Regions from separate parts of the Homo sapiens genome. Here region 2 is linked to region 1. Evidence: chromatin loops called from intact Hi-C (ENCODE). Cell type or tissue: gastrocnemius medialis. All regions are shown on one strand. Each heading gives the region's core, and the rest is flanking DNA. Links, peaks and the distances in the headings are about the cores only. Region 1 overlaps LOC105377144 (a long non-coding RNA gene). Region 2 has its middle 240 kb from the start of KBTBD8.

What was found. Peaks named below come from ENCODE experiments on the same cell type or tissue, not always from the same donor. Only the 100,000 strongest peaks of a DNase experiment are listed, where the experiment ranks them.
Region 2: it touches region 1 in a loop (3-fold over the local background); 3 of 110 quality-filtered maps call a loop at or near these places.

The regions. Positions count from the first base shown.
Region 1 is chr3:66,812,939-66,819,529 of GRCh38, forward strand. All of the region lies in intron 2 of LOC105377144 (a long non-coding RNA gene), which reads right to left. Among named protein-coding and RNA genes, the nearest start is that of KBTBD8, 180 kb to the right of the region's middle. In gastrocnemius medialis, for the core only: CTCF peaks have their summits at 3,397 (motif pointing left) and 3,596; no DNase peak of the experiment used is centred there.
Region 2 is chr3:66,758,062-66,764,652 of GRCh38, forward strand. No RefSeq gene overlaps it. Among named protein-coding and RNA genes, the nearest start is that of KBTBD8, 240 kb to the right of the region's middle. In gastrocnemius medialis, for the core only: no CTCF peak of the experiment used is centred there; DNase peaks (open chromatin) are centred at 3,230 and 5,410; H3K27ac peaks cover 3,358 bases.

The DNA of each region.
Region 1 (6,591 bases), core at 1,477-5,476:
CAGGGCCTTTGCACAGACCATTTCTCTCCTTCATTTCACCTTCCTCCATTTATCTAGTTGATTCTCCTGTAGTGTTCAAAGCTCAGCTGCCTTGTTCCCTCTACCAGATAGGACACCTTGTCTATCACAACAATCTCACAATAACCTCACTGACTACATTATAACCAATTATGAATTATCTGATGCATTATTTAATGCCTCTCTTCCTGCCACTTGCTCACTGGTATATAGGCTATTACCAGCACAGTGTCTTCCATGTAGTAGGTGCCCAATACATACTTGTTGAATGGAAGTATAACATGACAAAATTTTAGTTTTGGAGAAGATCTTAGAAGCCATCTACTTGAATCTTCTGCCTCATGCAACATTCTCAACGATTTAAGTGAATCGATAAGGTGCAGGGCTTGTCCTGGGCTTCAGCAATCTAAAGCAGCCTTATTTTTCTGTATTTGCTACACCCTCACAAGCACTGTTCTGAAAAATGCTACTCACAATTCCCAAAAGTATTCAAGGTTATGGTAACTGTGTATATCTCTCCTATGGTGAGTGATTCCCCCCACCCCATCTTCCACTTCATCATTTCCCAAATTTCTTATAATTATCAGGTGTCACTTTTATGAATAAAAGTTTCATAAAGTTACTTTGAATTCATATAGGGTCTTTTCAGTGATTTCTATATTGTCTTCCCGTGATGCTTATTAAAAATTAATGATTGGCCAGGTGCGGTGGCTCATGCCTGTCATCCCAGAACTTTGGGAGGCTAAGGCGGGTGGATCACTTGAAGTCAAAAGTTCGAGACCAGCCTGGCCAACATGATGAAACCTCATCTCTACTAAAAATATAAAAATTAGCTGGGCATGGTGGTGCATGCTTGTAATCCCAGCTACTTGTGAGACTGAGGCAGGAGAACCTGGGAGGTTGAACCTGGGAGGTGGAGGTTGCAGTAAGCCAAGATCACGCCATTCCACTCCAGCCTGGGGGACAAGAGAGAAACTTCATCTCAAAAAAAAAAAAAAAATTGGCCCGGCGTGGTGGCTCACGCCTGTAATCCCAGCACTTTGGGAGGCCGAGGCAGGCGGATCATGAGGTCAGGAGATCGAGACCATCCTGGCTAACACAGTGAAACCCCGTCTCTACTAAAAATACAAAAAATTAGCCAGGCGAGGTGGTGGGCACCTGTAGTCCCAGCTACTCAGGAGGCTGAGGCAGAAGAATGGTGTGAACCCGGGTGGCGGAGTTTGCAGTGAGCCGAGATCATGCCACTGAACTCCAGCCTGGGCGACAGAGCGAGACTCTGTCTCAAAAAAAAAAGAAAAAAAAATTAATGATTTAATGTTTGATTATGAAATACATCAAATATAAAAAACCAGTATTTTAAAGAGATATTGGAGAAAAACAATCCCACCAAAGTATTTTCTCTACTCTCACATAGCCAACACACAAGACTTCATCTCTGGTCACCAAAATGTGTTCTCCCCACCAGAACCAATTAGTTCTCCAGTGGACTCTGTGGGAAATCTCTTGTAGACACCAGTGGGATGTTCTCCAATTCAATTCAATTCTGACACTATCTACCTGGAGACAGCATCAGATCCCATTGGTTGAGGGCTCAGTCCACAAGACTGCCCCCAACTTCCGTGCCAATGGCAAACCCCAAGTTGTTTTTACCTGTGATAACCTCTGACCAATTGGCTATCAGTCAGTGTTCCCATTACCCTATCTATGGATTCCATTAATTTGCTAGAGCAGCTTACAGAACTCAGGAAAACACTTAGATGTATTGGTTTATTATAACAGATTTCACAAAGGATATAGATGAAGAGACGCATAGGTCAAGGCATACCGGAAGGGGCATGGAGTTTTCATCCCCTCCCACGGCGAGCCACTTTTTAGGAATTCCCAGGTATTAGCTATCCAGAAGCTCTCTGAACCCTGTCCTTTTGGGTTTTTAAGGAGACTTCATTACATAGTCAGGATTGATTAAACCACTGGACAATTTAACCTTCAGCCCTTTTCTCTCCCTGGAGATTGGGGGGTGGGGCTGACCCTCTAAGGGTGGCTTGTTCTTCCTGATGACCAGCCCCCATCCTGAAGCTACCCAGCAAGCCCCAGGCTGCCAGTCATCTCATTAGCATACAAAAGACGCTCATCACTCTGGAGAGTCCAAGGATTTTAGGAGCTACAGGACAGAAAACTGGGCGAAGACCAGATATATATTTCACAATATTATATCTATGAAAAAACAACACCGTATCCACAACTCAAGCCTGACGCTTTGTAAAGACCTGGCTTTTTGTTTTACTCTTAATAACAAAAGGAGGCTGGGCGCGGTGGCTCATGCCTGTAATCCCAGCATTTTGGGAGGCCGAGGCGAGTGGACCATGAGGTCAGGAGTTTGAGACCACTCTGGCCAAGACGGTGTAACCCTGTCTCTACTAAAAATACAAAAATTAGCCGGGCACGGTGGCAGGTGCCTGTAATCCCAGCTACATAGGAGGCTGAGGCAGGAGAACTGCTTGGACCCAGGAGGCAGAGGCTGCAGTGAGCCGACATCATGCCACTGAACTCTAGCCTGGGTGACAGAGCAAGACTCCATCTCAAAATAATAATAATAATAATAATAATAGAAGTTATTATATTGAATTCCATTTTTCAGATGGATAATAAGCAAAGAGTTTAGATGACTCTTCCATGGTGATACAGTCAGAAAAGGGAAGAAACTGGGATCGTACTCAACACAATTCAAGCACCCACACAGCGTATCGTCTTATATTCTCCCAGACTCTGTGATGCACAGAGTAGCTCTAATTTTCCCTTTACAATATTGCTGAAAGGTGGTGAAGGCTAAAGTCTTTTGGACAGCATTATATAAATTGACCTTGAATGGAGTGCATTCTTGATGTCTTCTCTTGAGACATCATCAAATACAATGATTCTTTGGGGAAAGACACTATTACGTTTTTCTCACAAATGGAAAATCTGAAACAGAAGCAAAGTGCATGGCTGTCTTTGGATGTTCGTGTTAAGTAGCTGACTTTTAGGCCTGCTAGTCTTTTACTGTTTCATCGGTGTTTAGTTGTATGTACAAGGAAAATGTCAATTCCGGACTTTAAATTTCAGATATTATATTTCCTTAAATGAACTAAAGGGCAAAGGGAATATTCTTCAGTGGCGATCCATTCTCCCCTTTCTGTAATCTATTTTTCATTAGCCACAAGTCAAGGGCCAGTTTCTGAAATGCTTGTCTGGGTATCTTGCAATCTCATTCGAAGTGCTGAGAAGTCAAGACAGCCTCTAGGAGTGTAGGGGGAACGTGTTGATAAGTGCTAAGTGCTGCTACTTTGAACTGCACAATTCCCCTCAATGGGCACATATTAACTCTAGCTAAACACACTAGTGCCACCTACTGGAAAAAAATATATTTTAATTAAAATTAAGTTGCAGGCTTTAAGTCTGCAATACTGAAAAATGCCTCTCTAGGACGGCAATTTCCTCTGCCAAAGAAAAACAGAGTTAAACCAGCTCACTGAAGGAAACTTAGGTGATCTCTAGGTATTTTGTTTTGGAAAGAAAGGCTTTCATTTTTCATCCTGATAGCAAAGAAAATATTAAATAATAATGAAATATTAGACCAACTAACACCATAGTTCAGGAATGGGCTTTTCTAGAGTTGTTGCAGGATTACCCCTGATGGGGCTGAGTTTCCTGGGGTCTGAGCACAGAGGGTCCATTGCATGGTTTGAGGGGGCTTTCTTTTCTCATGTCTGTTATAGAGGAACCCAGAAATCTGGAGAAGAGAAAGGAATTGCCACAGGGAACTTAGTTTACTTTTTTTTTTTTTGAAACAGGATCTTGCTCTGTTGCCCAGGCTGGAGAGCAGTAGGGTGATAGTAGCACATTGCAGCCTCAAGCCATCCTCTCACTTCAGCTTCCCAAGTAGCTGGGGCTACAGGTGTGCACCACCACGCCTAGCTAATTTTTAAATTTTTTTTGTAGAGATGAGGTCTTGCTGCATTGTCCAGGCTGGTCTCAAACCCTGGCCTCAAGCAATCCTCCCACCTCAGCCTCCTGAAGTACTGAGATTACAGGTGTGAGCCACTGTTTGCCTTTTTACAGAAGGAGACAAAAAGGTATCTTTAAAAAATTTTCTTCTTTCTACTATTCAAGAACATAATTTATTTTGGTTATAAAACATGAAATGTCCCTCCTCCTTGTCTCCCAAACTCCCTACTGAAGTATTATTATCAGACTAGTATACGATCTGTACAAATAGCCTTTGATGAGGAAAAAATGGTACAAATAAGGTAAGCAACTAATAGGACAATACATATATATGATGTGCTGTGTGTAAAGTAAAAGAACAAGAAGGAGGAGGAGGAGGAAGGGGAAGGAGAGGGAAGAGGAGGGCAGGAGGAGAAAAAGAAGAAAACATAATAATGTTAGCAAACAGCATACACATTTCCCTGAAAAAAGGCAAAAATAAAACAGAAACAAAAAGTCTATTAATGGAAGTTGCATTGAGGGACAAGGAGGTAAGAAGAAAGGGAGGGCTTTGCTTTCAAGTTTGTATTTCTGTATTTCTAAGTTCCTCTGATTACACAGAACTGTATTATTTGTGTCAATTAAGGAAAAAATGCCAAGGCAAAACTAATCTATGCTGCGAGAAGTTCAGCTCAAGATTGCCCTTGGATGTGGGTCATGCCTAGAAGAAGTCTCCACCAAGGAGACTTGGAGGAGGGTTGATGATGTTTTCTCTTGATCTGGGAGCTTGTACCAGCAACAAAGGTGTGTTTAGTGTGTGAAAATTCATCAAGCTCTATGCTTTTGATTTGTACATATTTCTGCACGTGTTAAGCTGGGAAAAAAGTTCCAAAAGTGATGCCAAGAGAAATTATTGGGCAGTAAGATTATAGACCATTTGTTTTCCCTTTCCCTGTATTAAATTAACACATCTTGTAAAGATAAATAAAAACAGAATAAACTCCATATTTTTTTTCTCCAAATGTGTGTTTCAAATACGTCTGTTTTTACATTGTTGTAGTCAACGGAGTTAGAAAAACTAAATAACATCTGTGCCAAAGGTTTCCTTTGCAAGAGCAGAAGGAGGTCTCCTCCTAGGAAGCCTGGGATCCAGCTTTGGTGGCTTAGCCTGGTCTCAGATGCCCTTGCAGGAAGATACCTCAGGCCCCGGCTGGGCTCAGTGCCCACATGCCCAAGCTTTCGATACCAATGCAAAAGCTTCTGTGCTCTTTAATGGGAGGCTATTCAGCAGCCAGCAGGCCCAGCATCTACATTCTGAATCAGACAAATTCTTCTCTCCCTCTCTGGCAAGGGGACCTCAATTGCTCCCTGTCTGCAGGAATCCACCAGTTCAGATTAACTGTTTACCAGCGAACATTTGATGGGCTGGCAGATACCTTGGTAGATAAGTATTCAAATGACTATGCCTGTCATTACCTTTATTCGGAGGAGCCACAGTATCCCCCTGCAGGTTGTGAACAAGGGCCCTGTATTTCTCATCAGCTTCTGATAAGGTTGCGGGATCACTGAAGACCCAGGTAGGGTTACAAGGCAACCGTCGTGCTTGACAAATAGCACGCTCCCACTAGATTTTTTGCATTCACAAAATTATCAGTTGTGCTAAATGCATAGATGAGAACTTTAATCTCGTTTCACTTAGATGGCAGATAAAGTTTGTGTGAAACCAGTAAGGGCTTTTTCTGTCACCTCAAAGAAAGGGGTATTAGGGGCTAAGGGCTTTGCTTTTGTAATTTTCCATTATGTTATCCTTTTCTTTCAAAAACCAGCTGAATCAAGAACACATGATTACATTATCATGTGTCCTTATTGATGTCAATGAGCATTCCACAGTGGGTTTAAAGATTTACATATCTGAAAACCTGGGGTAGAAAAGGAAAAAAAAAAAAGAAGCTAGAATTTAAAAAGAATAATGATCTATTTCCTGGGATGGTTTCCTAATTTTCTCTTGAAAACCACGTGGAAAATTGACTTTATTTTAATAACAGAAAGGAGTCATAGTAGAGACTATAACAATAGTAATTATAGCAGCTGTCATTTATTGAACACCTACTATGCTCCATGTGTTAAGTTCTACTTTAGTATGTGTTAGTTCAATTTCTACCATGTGTCGTTCTTACTATACAAGAGAGAAATAAGTCCTGAGACATTTCTTTGCAATATCACACAGGTCATATGTAAGTAGCAGAAGAAGAATGCAACCTCAGATCTTTTTTAGTCTGACACCTGCTTTCTTTCTCTGTATGTTATGTTGATGTATTGATATGTCCGTTGCACTTGCAGATAAACAATTTGGGGCTAACAATGGGCTTATCAGCTACACACTTTTGGTAAATATAAGGACTGACTACTTCACAGCCAACTGTAGGAGGTTAACAACCTAGGAGACAGAGTCTAGCTCTAGTTCAAGGAGTCTTGATCAATCTTGGTTGTTAGTTAAGTCATTCTAGATTCTCATGGGCACAAAGAGACTGAAAAATGGATTCTAACAGTCTGATGATGGTCTTTGTGATGATGGCGGTGGGGCTGTTTTATAGAATACAAATCTACTAG
Region 2 (6,591 bases), core at 1,587-5,586, 55 kb before region 1:
GAATTTTGCTTCTAGATTGCTTTCAAACACAGGACTGCCATAACAACTCTTCCTAGAATTTTGAGCCTGTCCCACAGATTTCAGCATTGCCAGTTCCCACTGTTACATGAGCTAATTCCTTAAATTTCTCTCTCACTCTCTTTACACACACACACACACACACACACACACACCCCATACAACCACATCCTACTGGTTCTGTTTCTCTGGAGATCTCTAATAGAACAACCAATTACAAGTGCTAAAAAAAATGCTAAGTTCTTCACTGAATTTGCCCTTCACTCCAAGTTAGACAGGATCACCAATATTATTCCCCTTTTTTGGGTGAGAAACTTGAGGCCTACAAAAGCCAAGTGCCTTACCCATAGCCAAAAAAAATTGTTCATAGCACAATTGAGGTACGAACCCTTAGGGCAGCTGATTCTAGTTCCTGTAGAACTGGTAACGTGGTACCACAATCACCTTCCAGCTCATTAATATCTAGCTCCAGGTAACTCTGGGGGCATCAATGGCCAAGTGTTATGAGGTGGGCTTCCTAAGGAAGGCTCCTGTACATCTTCTGAGAGCATCCCACTCATACGCAGGTGTAACCTATATATCCTCTCTCCTTTCTCTTGAAACCTGGCCTCTGGATGTTCTTCATCTACTCTCTATCGTTATTCTGGACTCTCTAAGAAGTGGATGGGTGGCTGGACTCTCTAAGAAGTGGATCACGCCTGTAATCCCAGCACTTTGGGAGGCCGAGGCGGGCATCATGAGGTCAGGAGATCGAGATCATCCTGGCTAACATGGTAAAACCCCATCTCTACTAAAAAAATACAAAAAAAATTAGCTGGGCGTGGTGGTGGGTGCCTGTAGTCCCAGCTACTCGGGAGGCTGAGGCAGAAGAATGGCGTGAACCTGGGAGGTGGAGCTTGCAGTGAGCCGAGATTGCGCCACTGCACTCCAGCCTGGGCGACAGAGCAAGACTCCGTCTCAAAAAAAAAAAAAAAAAAAAAAAAGAAGTGGATTGGTGATGTGTTTAGGCCTCCAGCAAAACTGGCTACTTAAGAGGGAAAATGAGAATACAGGCAAATTTTGTGTTTATACATGCACATACACACATACACATAATTTTTCTCTCACTTTGTCTGTAAGGTAAAGGAGTAGGGAAACCATAGTCTTGTAGCGTGAAAGGTTCTTAATGCCTACCTACTACTGTGCCATCTTGCTTAGGAACACATTATTTTCCTCTAGGTTACTATAGAACAGTCTATGTTGTGCAAAGAAATCACAAACAGGCATGTGTCACAACTCAGTCATAACACATCCCTCTGGTTTTCTGGAGCTGTTAGATCTAGCTCCATTTCCTTCCTCTGTCCTTACCTTACTTCAAGGTCAAACAGTCTGGGTTAGAGCGCTTGGTGACAGAGTAAGAAAGAACCGTGTTTGAGGTGGACTTGGGTTTTAGTCTCAAATTCAGCATCTACTCCAAGGCATTTGTCCTCCATTATATTTCAGATCTGAAGGTCATTTCACAGTTTCTGAACATCGTCACACAAATTCGTGTTTGAAATTCACAAGATAGTAAAGTTAAGGTAAAGATTATTTTCTCCAATATGTATTATTGTCTTCAATACGTATTACTCTAAGATTATTTCTCCAATATGCTAAGATTCAAAGAGATAAAGTGGTCTTGACAAACAGCACAGCTAGGGGAGTGGCAGTCGATGTCCGAGGATTCTAAATCCAAGGCTTTCCCTTCGACACCACATTGTGTCTTTCAATCAACAAATGCTTTTTCTAAAAAACATCTAACATGTGCTTGATACAGCGATGAACAAAGCCGACAGTTCCTGCTCTCCTGGAGCTTACATTCTACCGGGGTCACTTTCTGAATGAGTTACATCAGTGGTTCTTTTTTTTTTTTTTTTTTTTTTTTTTTTTTTGACAGGGTCTGGCTCTATCGCCCAGGCTGTAGTGCAGTGGCATAATCTTGGTTCACTGCAACCTCTGCTTACTGGGCTCAAGCCATCCTCTTACTTCAGCCTCCTGAGTAGCTGGGACTACAGGCACACACCACCATGCCCAACTAATGTTTTGGTATGTTTTGTAGAGATGGGGTCTCACTATGTTGCCCAGGCTGGTCTCAAACTCGTGAGCTCAAGCGATCTGCCTGCCTTGGCCTTCCAAAGTGCTGGGATTTCAGGAATAAGCCACCACACTCAGCCAGTGGTTCTTAACTAGGGGTGATTCTGCACCCTAGAAGACACATGGAATGTCTGGAGGCATTTTTGGTTGTCACAGTGGGAGGGGAGGTGCTACTGGCATCCAATGGGTGGAGGGCAAGAATGCCACTGAAAATCTTACAATCCACAGGACAGTCCCATTCAACAAAGAATTATCCAACCCCAAATGTCAACAGTGCTGAGGCTGAGGAATTCTGAAGTGAATCAACGATTCTCTTCAATCTACGTATAAAGAATAGAATCTAAAATTCAGTTTAAAGTAAGAAACACCAAATATACATGATGTTGGTTCTGTCATGTAGAAACTGTATGGTGAATTGAAATAGGAAGTTGAAGAGATTTCTCCAAAGGAAAAGTTTTAAAAACACTAATTCAGGCAATGTGAAAGAAGATTTGTCCAGCTACAAGCGAGACTGATAAATTGCTGTAATAACAACAATACGCTACTTGTAAATACTGTTTTCACGTTATTGTGGCCTCTGAATTTCCCAGTAGTCCAGTCAAGGAAAATGAGAACCACATACTCAGATAACTAAAGACCTGCTCTTTGCATGAAATTAAAACATCACCATTGCATATTCCGGGAACCGACTTTTTTTTTTCTCACTTTGTGGCCCAGGCTGGAGTGCAGTAGTATGATCTCGGCTCACTGCAACCTCCACCTCCTGGATTCAAGAGATTCTCCCACCTCAACCTCCAGAGCAGCTGGGATTACAGGTGTGAACCACTGCACCTGACTAATTTTTTTGTATTTTTAGTAGAGGTAGGGTTTCCCCATTGGGGCCTGATTTTTTAACTTAAATGTCTAACTTCTGCAAAAGCAAGGAATCCTTGCAGGTAAAAAAAAAAAAAAAAATAATACAAGTCTTAGTAAGACAGTGGGATAGCTAATTCTAGAGTTTTCTTTTCCAAGCCGAGAGAGTAAAGTGGAAGTGAGGTTACTGTCCTGAGCCTTGCAACTATGACCCTCAGGGCTATCTGGTTACCCGAGGTGGCACTGTTTACCAGGGCTTGGAGCAACAGCTTTCTCAGGCCTTGACAGATAGAAAATGGCTTGTCCAATTGAGTCTTCCCTTCTTTTTGGTAGTAACGAGCCAGGCTTTTCCTTAAACACAAATTTTTGGACGCTAATCAACTCTCATGGAAAGAATGAACAGGAAATTGAATAATAATAAGCTAACCAGTAGCTAGGAATAAGTTTTAACATTATATTTGCACCCATAAACATGTGTGACCTTAGACAAGTTATTTTGGCCCTCAATTTCCTCATATGTAAAATGAGAAGGGTGGATTAGATGTCTTATGAAATCCTATGAATCACAAGTTGAGAAAATAAATGATGCTCGTTGCGATTAAGAAGTGTTCACGATGATTCCATTCTCCTCTTCTTGCTCCGTCTCTCTCTTCTGCTTGATTTTCAATACAAAGTTTTGCTTTGTTTTGAGACAGGGTCTCACTCTGTTGCCCAGGCTGGAATGCAGCATTGCGATCTCGGCTCACTGCAACCTCCACCTCCCAGGTTCAAGCAATTCTCCTGCCTCAGCCTCCTGAGTGGCTGGGATTACAGGTGCATGCCATCATGCCCAGATGATTTTTGTATATTTAGTAGAGACAGGGGTTCACCATGTTGTCCAGGCTGGTCGTGAACTCCCGACCTCAGGTGATCTGCCCACCTCGGCCTCCCAAAGTGCTGGGATTACAAGCATGAGCCACTGCGCCCGGCCAATATAAAGTTTTAAATAAAATAAACAGAATGCCATTTTTTTTCTGAAAAAAAGTGAACTGATAACACTAGGCTGCATGAGCTCTTATCTTGGAGTCAAGTGCTAAAAATCTAAATCAGCAATAAAAATACATAAATAAAAAGCTGGGAGTTTACAGAGCAAGGGCAGAGGTTGTGCCCCTGTCTGATTTTACTCTGCTTGTGGTCAAGGTTGCCTTTTGTTACAAGTGAGCCCAATTACAATCTCTGGAGGGCCCTGCGCAACCCACTTATTGTGATTAAAAGGTCACTTGAAGCCCTGTCTGAGTTGTTTATCTTACCAAAGGTGGTAGAGGTTGCAGTTAAATGTACAGGTATTCTCAGGATCTGGAATCTTTATTTTCTTTGGGTGTTTGTGTTTTGGGGGCTGGTGGCTAGGTTGATCCTGTCAGTTTAGGAGGGTGTGTGTGTTTGGCACAGGCCTCAAATCAAAACCAGCAACTTTGGTTTACAGACTTTCAATCTGCAAAGTTTTTCTGAAGACACTCAGCTTTCCAATTTATCCTAAGTTCTAGGGGGATTCCAATAAATGACTAGCAAATCCAAGAGCGATGCTGTCACTCTCTCCGGTGAAGACGATGACAGGGCCCTCCTTGGTTGTCTGGCAACCTGATGACTTCCCTTGGCCCTGAAACTCTCCCACCAACTTGAATGAAAGAGGTAACTTTCGGGAAATCCTTGGACCCTGGGTCTGTTGCACCCCAGCTGGCTTCCAGAGCCTTGGTTTTCATACCTCACTGTGGTCTGGGAAATTCCTCAGAAAAATTTGTTAAGACAATGTTTTTATCAGTGGATCGTATCAGAAAGTAGGCAATTTTCATTTCAGGGATGAACAAGACAAATGGAGCGTTCCTTACCCACGGCAGGAATAAAATATGCAACTTATTATCCAGTAATAAGGCTCAGATTAGAAAAATTGGTTATTATTTTATGGCCCTTAATGAACCAGGTCAAGCAAACTCGATGCTCCCAAGTAACCCTGAAACCAGGTGGTTCTAGCTCTTTAGGCTCCCTTCCCAAAAATCTGTACAGCAGCTTCCTGGAGCTGGCTGGAAGGAGTTGAGACTGTTGGAATTTGGCCTGGGTCTGTAAGTCTTTAGCTAACAGGGGCCTAATTCAACACTTCTTCAAAAAATCAAAAAGACAACGAGTGTACTTTTAAATCACCCTGAGGTTTGCAATCTTTTTGATGTCTTACTCTCTCTGCAGAAGAAGACCTCCATTTTTCTTATCATCTGCAGCACCTCTCTAGGTGAGCTATAGAATGTGTCGTGCCTTAAAAAAAAGTCTCATTGTCTGAGCCTCTCATACTTGTCTTTCAGCATGCTGATTTGCTCTGGCTACACTTCTGGAAACTGGCAGCCTTAGGGAGGATTTTGTGACCAGTATTATGATTTTGTTGTGAGCTTGCCAGTCCTCTTCTGATTCCGGTTGAGTCAGTCTTGTTGAGTCTTGATGCTTATTCTCTCTTTGTTTACTCCACAGGAGATTTCATCACAGTGCCTCCGGCAATGGACTGCATACAATTTTCTGTATAGATGATGGGACTCGATCTTAAAATGTATTCCAAGTATTGGGCAATCCCTTTTCAACCTCCTTCCCAAATAGTACTTTTTAAAAATTATTATACTTTAAGTTCTGGGATACATGGGCAGAACGTGCAGGTTTGTTACATAGGTATACATGTGCTATGGTGGTTTGTTGCACCCTTCAATCAGTCATCTAGATTAGGTATTTCTCCTAATGCTATCCCTCCCCTAGCCTCCCACCCCCTGACAGGCCCCACTGTGTGATGTTCCCCTCCCTGTGTCCACGTGTTCTCATTGTTCAACTCCCACTTATGAGTGAGAACATGCAGTGTTTGGTTTTCTGTTCCTGTGTTACTTTGCTGAGAATCATGGTTTCCAGCTTCATCTATGTCCCTACAAAGGATATGAACTCATCCTTTTTTATGGCTGCATAGAATTCCATGGTGTGTATGTGCCACATTTTCTTTATCCAGTCTATCATTGATGGGCATTTGGGTTGGTTCCAAGTCTTTGCTATTGTGAATAGTGCTGCAATAAACATACATGTGCATGTGTCTTTATAGTAGAATGATTTATAATCCTCTGGGTATAAACCCAGTAATGGGATTGCTGGGTCAAATGGTATTTCTGGTTCTAGATCCTTCAGAAATTGCCACACTGTCTTCAACAATGGTTCAACTAATTTACACTCCCACCAACAGTGTAAAAGCGTTCCTATTTCTCTACATCCTTTCCAGCATCTGTTGTTTCCTGACTTTTTAATGATCATCATTCTAACTGGCATGAGATGGTATCTCATTGTGGTTTTGATTTGCATTTTTCTAATCACCAGTGACGATTAGCTTTTTTTTTCATGTTTGTTGGCTGCATAAAGGTATTCTTTTCAGAAGTGTCAGTTCATATCCTTTGCCCATTTTTTGATGGGGTTGTTTTTTTTCTTGTAAATTTGTTTAATTTTCTTGTCGATTCTGGATATTAGCCCTTTGTCAGATGGATAAATTGCAAAACTTTTCTCTCATTCGGTAGGTTGCCTGTTCACTCTGATGATAGTTTCTTGTGCTGTGCAGAAGCT